Regions from separate parts of the Homo sapiens genome. Here regions 2 and 3 are each linked to region 1. Evidence: chromatin contacts called from ENCODE Hi-C or POLR2A ChIA-PET data. All regions are on one chromosome and are shown on one strand. The core of a region is the stretch at or near the end of the contact, and the rest is flanking DNA. Distances in the headings are between cores, read along the strand shown.

Region 1 (4,752 bases), core at 1,204-3,703:
TGCTCACTGCAAGCTCCGCTTCCCGGATTCACACCATTCTCCTGCCTCAGCCTCCCAAGTAGCTGGGACCACAAGCGCCTGCCACCACCCCCGGGTAATTTTCTGTATTTTTAGTAGAGACGGGGTTTCACCATGTTAGCCAGGATGGTCTGGATCTCCTGACCCCGTGATCTGCCCGCCTCGACCTTTCAAAATGCTGGGATTACAGGCGCGAGCCTCCGAACCCGGCCGATTAATTTTCTTTTAAAGCAAAGAACAGTAGAAACTTTATTCGATTTTCTATTTTCTCCCAACTCCCATTCTCTTTTGTTTTTGAAGAACAGCAGAATGAAATGAGCTCCAGGACCCATCCAAGTAGGATATGATGGTTTGAACAGATTCCAGCATGGAACAAAGTTTCCATATTTTGCCTGAAGTCTTTCATTCATATGATTCTTCTAATGCTTCCTGGAAAATTCCAAGAACTTGATGTGAAATTATGCTTAACAGAACACCCAATTGGCCTATGGCAGGTGCATTAGTCCATTCTTGCACTGCTATAAAACAAAGAGGTTTAACTGGCTCACGGCTCCGCAGGCTGTACAGGAAGTCCGACGGCTTCTGCTGGGCTTCTGGGGAGGCCTCAGGAAGCTTACAATCATGGCAGAAAGCCAAGGTACAGCAGGCACGTCTTATATGGTGGGAGGAGTGGGGCGGGGGTGGGGGGGCGCCACACACTTTTAAAGAACAGATTTCACCAGAACTCACTATCACCAGAATGGCAAAAACAGGGAAATCTGCCCCCATGATCCAACGACCTCCAACACTGGGGATTACAATTCCACATGAGAGGTCAGGTGGGGACATAGATCCAAACCGTATCAGCAGGGTTAGAATAACTTTTTTGTTTTCCTCCTAAGTGTTGGGCTTATTCGTAGGGAGAGTATGGTAAGCCAAATAAAACTATAGTATACATAGTATTTTTCATATAGTATACATATTTTTATATGTAATATGAAAATAATGTGTCCAAAGGAAGGTGAGTGGAAACTACAGCAAAATACCAGAGTCTTTCTTTAGAAAAGGACAGCTTCTATTTTGATGTAAGAGTATGGCTCCTCATTAGCCCTAACTTGGACTACAGAATGACTTCTTCTGAGCAGAGCTTATAGGAGAAAATTTTGATAATAAATCAGGACTGATGACGTTTTTGTTTTTTGCCTGAGAATTTTCTCAGAGTTTCTCTGAGAAACTGTATCACAAAATTCCTATTAGATTGCTCTTATGTAGACAACTTGAAATTATTGGCAATTTCCAATTTAGCAAAATGTTGGCTATAATAACTTAGTGAATTACGACAATAACCCGTTTCTCTTAGGTTTCTGATATTTAAGTGTCCTTACAGGAGAAAGATGAAGTTATCTTATAATTGTCCAGCTCAACTGCTCATCTTCTTAGCATAAACACTGATTTGGAAAATACTTTGCGTATCACACGTAGGAGCCTGGGAATGTTCTCATCCGAACTAAACAGTGGTTAAAGGTTTTTCAACAAAGTTCTTGCTGCAATATCTGTTTTCATACCCAATTACTCAAACCAGGTCCTCTTCCTCTTTGCTTCCTCTCCTTGCAATGCCCTTCCCTCTCTTCCCTAAACTGGAGAACTTACTTATGCTTAAGATTCAGCGCAATTGTCACTCCCAGGTGAAGGCTTTCTCAACAAGGCCTCCCCGTCTGCTCCCAGAGCTCATGGCAAGCAGCTCGGCTTTTATCAGAGAATAATGGGATTATCTATTTTCCTGTAGGTCTTGCCCCGGGGGTGTAAGCTTCGAAGGCGGAGACTGTGTCTTTTACATTTTTTCCCGTTTTTATTGCCCAGCCAGCCCATGTAGGTGACTCTCGGTGTTTCCTAGGCGGCCAAACTGAAGGAGTTTCAGCTGGCACAGGGGTTCCCGCCAACCGAGCGTTTAAAAATAAGCAGCGGGGGACGTTAGGGAACAGAGGGTGTCCCTCACGACGACCGACTCTCATCAGGTCCACGCCGGCAGAAGCGATTTTGCAGTTTGCTTTGATGAGGAAAACGCTCTCCCTGAAGAGTCCCTGCACTATTTCTCCAACTCTGTGACCGAGACGCTGTCCACTTTTCTCTAACGGTGACAGGAAGTCAAGGGGAAAACGTGGGATTCAAAGGTTTGAAGGTAACAGCCCTCAGCCACTCGGGCTCGAGGCCCGCGGTTGACCCGAGCTGATGTCTGTGAGGAGAGGTCGCGCGGCGCCTTCCTCTCCACGCGCCTGAGATCCCACCCGTGGCCGCCGCGCCCTCAACTGCCTTCTCCTTCGGTGCCCCGCCCACCCCTGGGCGGAGAGCACCGTTCTCGCGAGAACGCTGCTGGCCTCGCCTCTTCGCATTGTGAGCTCTCGCGGTAAGAGGCTGAGGAGCCGGCCTGCAACCTGCCGGGGCGGCTCCGCTACGCGCAGCCGCCTCAGTGGCTTCCTCCACAGCCACCTCCGGAGGGATCTGGCTGAGGAGGAAGTGGAGGTGTCACTGGCCCCGGCCTTTGCCCCAATCTTGTGTGGGCACTGAAGGGGGACTACAGGTTCGAGAGTGAGTGGACTCAGCTGGGGAACTCGGCGGGGGCGGCGCGGGAGGCTGGGCTTGGCCGGGGCGAAAGAGGAAAGGGGCGGAGGGCGAATCTGGGCGTGAGAGCCAGGCTGCTGCGGCGGTGGTCTGGGCGGCCGGACCCTGCTCGGGTACCGTGGGTGGCGTTTTGGGCTCCGGCCACGAGCACCCAATTAGGAGAGGCCGGGATAAGACTTGAGTTTTGCGGCTGCTGCTTTTGGGTTGGGAGTCCGGGGGCCTTTCTCCGGGGATGAAGGCGATACCCTCATCCCTTTCCAGGGCAGAGGAACCCCGTGCCCCGCCCCTTTCCTGTCATCTCAGACGAACGCAGCGACATCCTGAGGAAGGCGCATCACAATAGGGGATAAGGTGGTGGGCAGCCTCCCTCTGGGTGAAGAGGAGTGAGACCCCACTAACGTGCTGCGTGGTTTTATGTTGTAACCATTTTACGTGTGGTAAAGCTTTGTTTTCTTAAAACTTGCACGGAAAAGGTTCTGATGTCTTTCTTCTTCAGATGCAGGTGCCCTGACACCCTTATCTTTGGGAATGGGGCGGGGGAAGGTGAGACATCGGTTAGTAATTTGTTAGTGTGGGCCAGTGTGACTGTCCCTGGGCCTCACAGATTTCCTGCTTCTCCTTTCTCAGTATTCTGAGTCCATGATGAAAAGTCACTAGTCCAGACATGCTGAAAGATAGAGCTTCACTTGCTTGTGGCTTTGTGCACTTAGTAAACAAGATTATTTTACGAAGATTTATTATCTTGCAGAGTTTTCATGCTTTTTATTTAAATTAGCAATCTAAATGAAACAGCACAGGATATTAATTGTATTTGGACAACTGAGTTCCTTCCCGCCCCTATCCTCCCAACCCCCCAACTACACAAATTTGATCAAAATCTTTTAGAGAGGGGGTTAGGGATAAATTTTCAATGAAAGAGACTGTGGAAATCGGAATAAGAGATATAATAAAGAATGCAGCCATAACGGCCAAAAGAGTTTCTGTATTAGAGAGCCTGTCCAGGATTGAAGTTCAGTCCTGAAACCCAGGACTGCAGTTGTCATTTGAATATAAAGCGGAAAGCAGTAGAAAATACTTGGGAAGGGATTTGAAAGTGGACCAAGACTGGTAAAAAAAAAAAAAAAAAAAGTGTGAGAAGAATTATTTCTGATGATGTAAATGTGTTTTATAAATTTTCCCAATATTTCTCAGCGTGTATGACCTAACAGCTATTATATTAATACATACAAAGTAGGAAGGAAGTTTCTGAAGCATGGAATGTGGTAAGGAACCACCAGAGAGTAACAGTGTTCAATCAGGAAAGCTTTTAGTGTTTCAACAATGTTTTTGTGTTCGTTCACCTTTTTTCTCACTCCCAGAAAAGCTTTCAGATAGACTTCTAACCCTATGTAATTATGTTACCCTTCCACCAGTCTGAATTTTCTTCTTTCTCACTCCCTCTAAGCCATGTGAATTTTTTAAATTATTAACTATGGAGTTGCAAACCACTGTGGTCTGCTTTTGGCTTTTTATAATAGGTGACTTAGGGAAGTATGGAAGTGATATGGAAAATATTGTGCACCTTTCAAAGCCATAGCATGAGCAACAAACTCACATGCCTTCGGGTACTAGTTAGATAATGAAAATGAGGGAAATGCACTATGCCTTATCAGAGAGACATCCAAGTCTCAGGTCCCCCTAATCAGTGCTATATAAGAATATGGACCCCATCTTCAGCATTCTCAAGAGAACTCGGAAATCTAGATTTTTGCATTCAGTGTCTTGCGTCTTAAAAATATTGACAACTAATTAAAACCATTAAAAATATCATGTGACTGAATCAAATCCAAACCTGTCCATAGTTGTATTCTCCTCTCCAGTTTAGAAGCTCTGTTATAAATCAAAATTAATAAATTTTATGACTGGAAAAAAAGGAGGTTTAAAGCAAGTTTGGAGTTTCAAACTTAAGGGGTCTTGGGAAAAATGTCACATCTAATTGAAAACAGTAGTTAAGTTTAATAGCCTTTAAGTATAGTTATAGTAGGGCAATTTGAACTGGTATTTACTATAAACGTTTTAACTGTGGAAATAACTGAAGAAAAAGCATCTCAGTATTTATGGTTTAAAAACTCAGAGTTCTGAGCAAAGCTGATTTAT
Region 2 (4,752 bases), core at 1,510-4,009, 1.4 Mb before region 1:
ACATAGAAATGGCAAAGCCCTATACAGTGTGTTCACCCATTCCACCCCGAGTACTGAAGATGAGATCTCAGCCATGAAACAGTGAAATACTTAACTTCCTGCTGCCCTAAACCTTCCTGTCATGATAAAAGCCATAGACAAACATTATTGATTGTTTTCTATCACTCAAAGAGCAAATGCAAGAAGGGGGAATAAGGGAGGGATTTCTCCTTATTGAGCTGAGGGAACATGATAAACTGTTACAGGGAAGGCTCTATGTCCTGAAAGACTTATAGTTATTCCTGAGAATACCCCACCTATTATCTCTCAAGGGGAGCTGTGGTGGGGTGGGGTGGGGAACATTTCATCAGTGCTGTCAGTCAGAAATGGCTGCCTCGGGGTAACTCAGCTCTCCTCTGCTATGTAGCCAGGGAAAGAATGCCAAAGAAGGAATGCTCCTTAATTTAAGTGAATTGGAGGATATTTTTGTAATGAAAATTAATCCTTTCTGAAAATAAATGATGGCAGGGGGCCCACTCCTGAACCAAGTACCTGTACTGTATAACAGCTGTGGCCAGACCAAAAACTGTAAGCCTCCTGGTGTTGCAAAGGCAGGGTTGATCTCAGGCATCCCATAGGTGATATTCCTCAGCTCCTGGTGCCTCAGCAGCATTGCCTCCCACCCACAGTCCCAATATCCATCCTGTGTCATCTCCACTGGCCTTTGGTAAGAAACTAGAGACCAAATTTAGTAATGATCTCTCACAATTATTTTTTCATTTTATTAGATTATTGATTAATAAGAATTTTAAGGTATCTCTTAATAGGCATTTGTAATAGGCAGTAGGTAGATATTCTGTGGCTGCAGATACTGTGACACATACCTGTGGGGGTAACTTCAGCCCCTGGGGATAGTCACAAGCCAGTTAAACAGAAAAACTCAAAGACCTGACTAACTTGCTGACTTCCGCAGTGTCCTTGCGTGGGAGATGGAGAGAAATTGGAAACACTCTCAGAGGACAAGGTTTGCTTAGTATATGAAGCCTTTGCCCTTGATATTTCCTCTGTTTGGAATATTTTCCCCCATATCTGCCTCAAATTTCTCTTCTATAGTAGGCAGAATAATGCTCCCCTCCCCCAATAGGTCCACATACTAATCCCTAGAACTGTGAATATGTTAGGTTTCATGGCAAGAAGAATTAAGGTTGCAGATGGAATTAAAGGGCTAATCAGCTGATCTTTGAGTTGGGATTATCCAGGTGGGCCCAATATAATCACAACGATCCTTATAAGTGGAAGAAGGAAGTAGAAGAGAGATAATCAGAGAGACAGCGATGTTGGAAGGATTCAAACTGACATTAATGGCCTTGAAGAGGAAGGAATGGGGACGAAAGCCAAGGAATGTGGGCAGCCTCTAGAAGCTGAAAAAGACAAGGAAATAGAATCTCTCCTACAGTCTCTAGAAAGAATGAAGCCCCACTAACACCTCTCTGTCAGCCCTGGAAGACTCATTTTGGACTTCTCACCTCAAGAATTGTAAGAAAATAAATTTGTGTGGTTTTAAGCCATCAGATTGGTGGTAATTTATTACAACAGTAGTAGGAAACAAATACACTTCTTTAGCAGTTGATCTCAGCTCCAATGTCATCTTCCTAATAAGACTTTCCTTGACAGCCCTTGCCTGCTAAAGTATCTCCCCAACCACCAGGCGTTTTCTATAACGCACTTTTTGTTTGCTTCTGATTATTGAAAATTATTGTATTTCCATGTCATTGCTCTTCCCTCTCATAAGAATGTAAGTTATAGAAAGGACTTTGTTGCTCTTATTCACCTATGTATCTCCATTGCTTAGGACATGGGAACATAGTAGACATTCAATAAATATTTGTTGTGTGAATGAGTCGTAAGCTAATGAGGACCATAAAACTCATGCCACTGCTAAATCACAATTAGAGGGCAGCTGTTAGAAGAGTCCCAAACCCAGTAAGTCCTGTATTGCAAGGAACTGCCCAATAGAAAACAGGAATAAAAACAATTAGCAAGAATAATATGAAATCAGTTGCTTAATTCCAGGCAGTGGAGGCAGAAATCTTGAATAGTAAATACTCTCCGTGAACAAGTGCAGACAAGAGTCCCGTGATTGCCAATAAGTAATCAGTTTGGAAAGACCAGAGAGGGGTCAAATATAGGTAAACTGAGTTAATCACATAAACTGCTCAATCATCACAATTATTAAAAGATCACACACAAAAATACATTAACAGGAGAAAAATAGTAAAACAGGACAAAACAGTAAAATTACTTTCTTTTACTACTGATGGGTCAATTTTCTACTGGAAATTCTGAAAAGTATCAGGTTCAGCTAAAGACTGCAGTGTTGATCATCTCTCCAGTTTTCCTAGTGTGAAATGAAATAAGCAGACCTGGTACTTAAAAAGACACTTTAAGAAAGGTCTGGCCCCAGAGAGGCAGGATCCGCCTAGCCCAGTGAGTGAGGCCGTCCTGACACCTCGTCAATGCCCTTGTGTCAACATTCTAGAAAACGGACTCCTGGCTCATTGCTCCGCCTAGAGCCGCGCCACCTCCAAAGGGTAGCACCGGCCACCCGCTCCGCAAAGTCCACTCTCAGCCGCGCAAAACTAGAAGGTAGTTGTCCCGAAGGGGCCTGAGCGCTCACTCAGTCAGCCAATGGCCACGGAGCTAGGGCGGGACCTGAGGGTATCCTGCCAATGGGAGTATGGCAGGGCTGGAGGGAGTGCCTGGGTCTCAGGGCTGCTGTGGAGTTCGCACCTCCAGCTCGGGCCGATGTGGAAGCTTTGGAGAGCTGAAGAGGGCGCGGCGGCGCTCGGCGGCGCGCTCTTCCTGCTGCTCTTCGCGCTAGGGGTCCGCCAGCTGCTGAAGCAGAGGCGGCCGATGGGCTTCCCCCCGGGGCCGCCGGGGCTGCCATTTATCGGCAACATCTATTCCCTGGCAGCCTCATCCGAGCTTCCCCATGTCTACATGAGAAAGCAGAGCCAGGTGTACGGAGAGGTACAGCCCCGACGGGCCCCGGGCAGGGAGGGCCGCCAGGCTGGCCCGGGCTGGCCAGGGCCTTCCTGGTTGGACTTATGGCCGCCCCTGGGCCGACTAGTCGGGACCTCTCCGTGTGCCGGCTGCCCTTTGAGGGACACCCGCTTCCCGGGTCTGGAAGGGAGAAGTCCTCGACGCCGTGCCCCCTTGCAGGGGGAGCCCCGCCCCTGCCGGTGACCCACTCCGGGCCGAGGCTCCGAGGCGATCCAGTCCTGATTTTCCCGCTACCGCTCGAGCTCTTGCTCCTGCGCCTGCGCCGTTTGGCTCGCCAGCCGCGCCGCCACTTCAGGTCCAGGGTGGACGCATGCCCTCAGGTGCGGGCGTCTTGCGAGTCGGCCTCGCAGCTCTGTGGAAGCTGCACGCGGCTTGTCGGAAAATCAAGGCGTTCTGAGTTCTAGATGGTTAATAGCAGGTTCTTCGGTGTCTGCAGTCGACGAACGACTGGTGTAGGCGTTTGCTGTGAGAATGGAGAATGCAGGGGAACGCCCCTGACTGAGAAGCGGGCCCTGGGAAACGATTGTGAACGCGTGAATGAATTGATGACTAAAATCCGCTGCGGGGGTCCTACAGCGCAGATGGTAATGCCGTTCTGACTGGCTGGGAACGGCACCTTAGCAGATACTTAAAAGGCGCCTTCTGTGTGCCACTGTCACTGCCAACTTGGTGACTCATTTAAAACTCATAACCAGCCGGTGAGGTCGGTACTTCGCTCCTCCTCATTCTGCGGAGGGGAAAGCAGCACGGAAATGCCCTGTGACTGGCAGCGGAAAAGGCGACCACCGCTTGTGTGTGGGTGTCCCGACGTCCGGAGGGGGCAGGAGTTTCCACGGGTCCTGGGACAGAGCTCACCTGTTTTGTTTTGAATTACACTTATTTATATGCAACTACAGGCCTGACGCTAGCGGTGAAGAAGGCAGATACAGCCTTTTAAGGAGTTGGCAGATGAGTGGGAGAGAGAAAACTAATCTCATTATCGGCCACAGGCTGTGGTCAGTGTTTTGAAGGAAAAGTACAGGGATGTTTGGCAACTGTGGTATTTCAGGTTTGACCTTAAATCCTTACTTAAACCAATTTTTACAAGGATTGGTCTAGGTGCCCGGGCGCGGTGGCTCACGCCTATAATCCCAGCACTTTAGGAGGCCGAGGCGGGCGGATCACGAAATCAGGAGATCGAGACCGTCGTGGCTAACACGGTGAAACCCCATCTCTACTAAAAGAATACAAAAAATTAGCCGGGCGTGGTGGCGGGCACCTGTAGTCCCAGCTATTCGGGAGGCTGAGGCAGGAGAATGGCGTGAACCCGGGAGGCGGAGCTTTCAGTGAGCCGAGATCGCGCCACTGCACTCCAGCCTGGGCAACAGAGCCAGACTCCGTCTCAAAAAAAAAAAAAAAAAAAAAAAAAAAGAATTGGTCTAGGTTTCTAGAATAGAAAGTCACTAATGGTTTACGTTCCTTTCATGGTTCACGAATAGTTTACGTTGTTAAAGGGAAGCTGGACGAGATAATAAAGGTATGTATAATTCTTAGATCTTATTTTCCAACCTGCAATTCTCCCAGAATTGAGTTTATTCCCATGATTTTCATGTAATATATTTCATCTCTTTGGTATCTTGGTACACAGCATCATAATATTCTAGAGAAATAAAATGTGAAAGCATAAGACTAGAGGTCAGGTCTTCTGCCAGACAAAACTTGACCTCTATT
Region 3 (4,752 bases), core at 1,611-4,110, 1.1 Mb before region 1:
TGAGCCAAATCCCCAAAACACACAAAGAGGAGCTGAAAATCATATAAACCTTTAATAAGCCCTTGGGACTTTCATTCTTAACAAAAAGGTCAACCAAATGCCCCTTCTTTTGGTCTACAAGTAGAGCTTTGATAACAGCCATTCTGAAGAGTACAGACAATTGCTGTGAATAAAGGATGTATCGCAAAGCCCCAGATATTTGCTTAGGAAATAATTATCAGAAGGACAGGTTTGGAGTGATAGATCTATCACTCATTCATTCAACAAATGTTTAGTGAGTGCCTACTATATGCCAGGCTTTGTTTCAGGTACTAGGAATATCTCAGTAAATTTTTAAAAAGTCAAAAAATTATGTTTGGATATTTATGTGATTCCCTGTTGCATATTTACAATGTGTGCTTCAACTTTTATTTAAACTAGATTCAGTGGGTTTCTTTTATTTGTATCCAAAAGGCCCTTTCTATAAAAGTGACACAGTAATAAGAGGTTACCATCCCTAATTACAGGAAGCTCCTACAAGTCAGTAAGAAAATGATTAACACAATAATATGAGGAAAGGAATGAAGTGGCAATCCACTAAAGTAACATAAACAGCCAAGAAATACAACAAAAGATTTTTTTACTAGTAATAAAAAACTATAAATAAAATTAAAAATTAAAGAAACAGGTTTTCTTTTTTGGCCTATCAAATTGATAAAAGTAAAAAGTACTTATAATATCCAGTGTTGGTAAGAATACAGAGAAAACTGACTCTCAGGCAGCGTAGAATATTAAATGGATATAACTTTTTTTGCAACTCAGCCATATTTATCATAACTGTAAATGTAAGTTCCCTTTGACCCCACAATTCTACTTCTATGAATTCTTCATCAGGTAAGGTAATTATGCACACAATAGGTGTGTATGTACAAGAATATTCATTATAGTATTTTTATGATACCAATAACTTGGAAACAATTGAATTGCACACTAATAATTAAGCAAATTATTATATTTCCATACAATAAAATACTATGCGACTATTGAAAATAATATAGACCATTACTTATGGACATATGATAGCTATAACTTTTTAAGTGTATTAATAAAAACAGTATCATCTTATTTTTAAAAATTGTATATTTATTACACATCTGTGTGAGGCATGTGACTAGAGAGATATATATGGAAAGAATTTTCAAAATGTTTATGTAGTATATGACAATTTTTAAATGAGCATTTATTTAATCAGTTAGCACTATTTATAAACACTTAATATGTGCTACGCATTGTGCTAGGTCCTGGAGAAACGAAAGAGAACAATCTATTAATTTAATCTGTTAATTTAGTCCACCAAATCAACAGTGTTTTTCAGAAATACGACAATAACCAGTGTTGATGAATTAGAGAAGGTAACCTCATATACTACTGTTGAGAGTATATGTTGGTAAAACATTTCTGGAGAACAATTTAGTACTTTGTTTTTTGTTTTTTTTTTTTTGAGATGGAGTCGCACTCTGTCGCCCAGGCTGGAGTGCAGTGGCACGATCTCAGCTCACTGCAACCTCCGCCTCCCGGGTTCAAGCGATTCTCCTGCCTCAGCCTCCTGAGGCACGCCACCACGCCCGGCTAATTTTTGTATTTTTAGTAGAGACGGGGTTTTACCATGTTGGCCAGGATGGTCCGATCTCCTGACCTCGTGATCCACCCGCCTCTGCCTTCCAAAGTGTTGGGATTACAAGCGTGAGCCACCGCGCCCGGCTTTTTTTTTTTTTGAAACAGAATCTCTATTGCCCAGGCGGGCTGGAGTGCAACGGCGCGACCATGGCTCACTGCAACCTCGATCTCCCTGGCTCAAGAGATCCTCCCACATCAGCTTCCCGAGTGGCTGGGACCACAGGCCCATGCCAACATGCCCAGCCTTTTTTTTTTATTATTCTTATTCTTATTCTTATTCTTATTATTATTGTAGCGACGAGGTCCCACTGTATTAAAATAATATAGTGATCTCAAACTCCTGGGTTCAAGCGATCCTCCGCCCTCGGCCTCCAATAGCGCTGGGATTACAGGCGTGAGCCACCACACCCAGTCTCTTTTTTACAAAGAATATAAATAGCCGGTGGATGTCAGACTATTTCGTTATGGAAAGATGCTCTCAAAAGACGAAATAGATAAATCGAAAGAAAGTGTCCATTTTTTCTCAGTGGCCTAATCTGTCAGGTACCATGCTTGGTTTTGGGGGCATAGAAAGACATTAGCGCCCTCATGGAGTTCAAAGTCTGGTGGAAGAAATCAATCATAATAACAATGAGGGGTTAACGACAACAGACCCTTGAAAGATAACATCTCCAGGGAATAAGGAAGAGCATTCCAAAGTATTTTGCCAAATGGCAAAAACCGCAGTTACTTTTGCACCAACCTTAATGCAAATAAAAGCATGTACACAAACAAGATACTCGAGGAAGAATACAGCTGACACACAGAAACGGATCGTTATCTTGTGGCTTTCCTGCAGCCTCGTTCCTTTCAGTCACATAACACCCCAAATCTGTGGACGGTTAATGAGAGCTAGTATCACCCAGAGTCACGGCTGTTGACTCGGACGACTTTAGATGCAGCCCGCCAGCGGGAGAAACTGGAGGGAATCCGCCATACACAGGAACCTAGAAGGGCTACGTGACAGGGGCTGCCCCGCAGCTCTCAGCCGCCGGCACTCCCAGCCAGGTTTTCCCGCCAGTCTCAGTTCCTAGATCTTCCGAGGCTCCGCCCGCCGCCGAGCGGTCGGAAAGTTTTAAGGAGGGGGAAGTGTTGCAAGCCTATCGATATCTCTGGAATAGACTGCGCTACCCTGCGCCGCCGCCGTCAAACTCCCGCAGACTTCTCTGTAGATCGCTGAGCGATACTTTCGGCAGCACCTCCTTGATTCTCAGTTTTGCTGGAGGCCGCAACCAGGCCCGCGCCGCCACCATGGTACGTTGAATCCCGATCTCTGGAAGGTTTAGGGCAGAGCTCTGGTGACTGGGGGATGACGAGCCACCTCTCCTGTCATCCTTAGCGTCGCCCGGTGCCACGAGGTATGAGAGCCTCGGCAGACGGCCGGGCTCCGGCAGTGATTCAGCATCTCCGGCCTGGCCGGGCTAGGGGTTATCGGTAGCCAGTGCGGCCTTTCCACCGCTTTCGCTTCCCGGGGAGCCTCCGACACTTCCTCCTCGGTCAGCTAGATGAGTTCGCCCCTCAGGTTCCTTCAGTGGAGTAGATTCTGAGCGGTCCAGAATAGCTCCTAGTGCTGTGTATGGGAGAGGAGAAGACAGAGACTTGACTTGGAGGCCTACCTGTACCACCAGTGCGGACTTGACCCCCAGGTTTGTGTTCCTGGACAGCGTCCGTTTTCCTGGTGGGTCCGTCTATTTATCTCTCGCCTAGACTTCGATTAGAAGAGGCCCTTTTCAATCATTTTGTCCAGTCACCTAGTTGCGGATGAGTAAGCCGAGGCTGAGAGGGGAAGTGATGGAATCAGGGTTACAATATAGGGTTCTGGGTTTCCAGTTCTGTCTGCCATTCTAGCACTCAATCTCACTCCCATGACTATTATTATAATAGTCGTAATAGCCGTAATGGTTCTATCGCTGCAGCTATTTGTGTCCACCTCTAACTTTGTGAGGACATTTTTGTTCATTCAATGTGAATATACAGACAGCACTTGTACAGGCATAACTACAGTGAACATTAAAAAATAAGTCATACATGTCCCTAATCATAAAAACAGAAAGGGACGTTTAGATAAAGAGCTGTGGGAGTATATGTTAGGGGGATTTGGGAAGAAAAGGAGAAGACTTCAAGAAATCGACATTTAAGCTACCTTAAAGAAAAGGAAGACTTTTAACCATTTATTAGGGCCCAATAAAAGGGAGCAGCATAAGCAAAAATAGGCAAGAAAGTTGATTGTGAACTTTAGTAATTGAGCCTAAAGGGGTTGATATGGAGGGTGTTAGAATAAGAGTTTGGAAAAATAGGACCCATTTAGATCTGCTTCTCCCTCTCCCACGAGTTTATGGTAAATGTAGAATTGGCTTACATCTGAGTACAGTAGTAATCTTCCAGTAAGACTGCATGAACAGAGTGCCTTAACATTGAATGGAAATACAAGCATATTTCTTAATGAATGTTAAGAGTTGGGATTTGAAATGTTCTTCTATTAACAGGTATTTTTTTCTTTTACTTTTAGTTTCGAAATCAGTATGACAATGATGTCACTGTTTGGAGCCCCCAGGTAAAATAATGTTTTTAAACCTTTTCTGTGAAGTGGCTTTTTGTGGCTGCAATATATTTAGAAACTTGTGAGAGCGTAGGCTTGGGGAAAATGGAATATAATTATTTTAGACGTTCTTGGAAGTTGCATTTATAATTAAAATAGGTTTCCTGATGGACCTAGAGGACATTATGTTAAGTGAAATAAGCCAGAAACAGAAAGAAAAATGTTTCATGCTCTCACTTATATGTGGAATCTTTTGTTTAAAAGGGCAAATATATATATAGAGAGAGTAAAACAGTGGTTACCAGGGTAGGGGGTGGCAGTGGGGAGGAAAAAAGAGGAGATACAAAGTAGCAAATATGTAGGTTGAGCAAGTGGAAAGATCTAATGTACAACATGAAGACTACAGTTAATAATGCAGGTAGTGTTTTGTATTCAAGATTTTTGTTAAATGAGTAGTTTATAGCCCTTGCCACAGCAGAGGAAAATGGGTAACTATGTGAGACAACGGATGTGTTCAT

The links. Hi-C counts contacts between places; a loop is a spot of excess contacts on that map. ChIA-PET counts read pairs that join two places held with the same protein, here RNA polymerase II (POLR2A). Pooled maps may share reads with other maps.
Region 2: a map of B cell shows a loop between it and region 1 (12-fold over the local background). The contact joins the promoter of CYP2R1 here to the promoter of BTBD10 in region 1. A Hi-C loop is called at or near these places in 5 of 168 maps with a recorded cell type or tissue (B cell, CD4-positive, alpha-beta T cell, CD4-positive, alpha-beta memory T cell and 2 more), 5 of 37 single-sample maps with no recorded cell type and 12 of 50 pooled maps. POLR2A ChIA-PET finds 5 or more read pairs at or near these places in 1 of 52 experiments (CD4-positive, alpha-beta T cell).
Region 3: a map of B cell shows a loop between it and region 1 (7-fold over the local background). The contact joins the promoter of PSMA1 here to the promoter of BTBD10 in region 1. A Hi-C loop is called at or near these places in 1 of 168 maps with a recorded cell type or tissue (B cell), 3 of 37 single-sample maps with no recorded cell type and 8 of 50 pooled maps.

Annotation. Positions count from the first base shown.
Region 1 is chr11:13,460,923-13,465,674 of GRCh38, reverse strand. BTBD10 (BTB domain containing 10) reads left to right here and starts at 2,453. Exons shown (of 9, transcript NM_032320.7): 1 at 2,453-2,583. RefSeq lists an enhancer at 2,084-2,273.
Region 2 is chr11:14,890,238-14,894,989 of GRCh38, reverse strand. It overlaps CYP2R1 (cytochrome P450 family 2 subfamily R member 1), which reads left to right and starts at 2,759. Exons shown (of 5, transcript NM_024514.5): 1 at 2,759-3,009. The coding sequence starts at 2,785. It also overlaps a transcript of PDE3B not described here. RefSeq lists a silencer at 3,012-3,251.
Region 3 is chr11:14,518,494-14,523,245 of GRCh38, reverse strand. PSMA1 (proteasome 20S subunit alpha 1) reads left to right here and starts at 2,860. Exons shown (of 10, transcript NM_002786.4): 1 at 2,860-2,949; 2 at 4,205-4,249. The coding sequence starts at 2,947. RefSeq lists enhancers at 2,729-2,918, 2,453-3,067.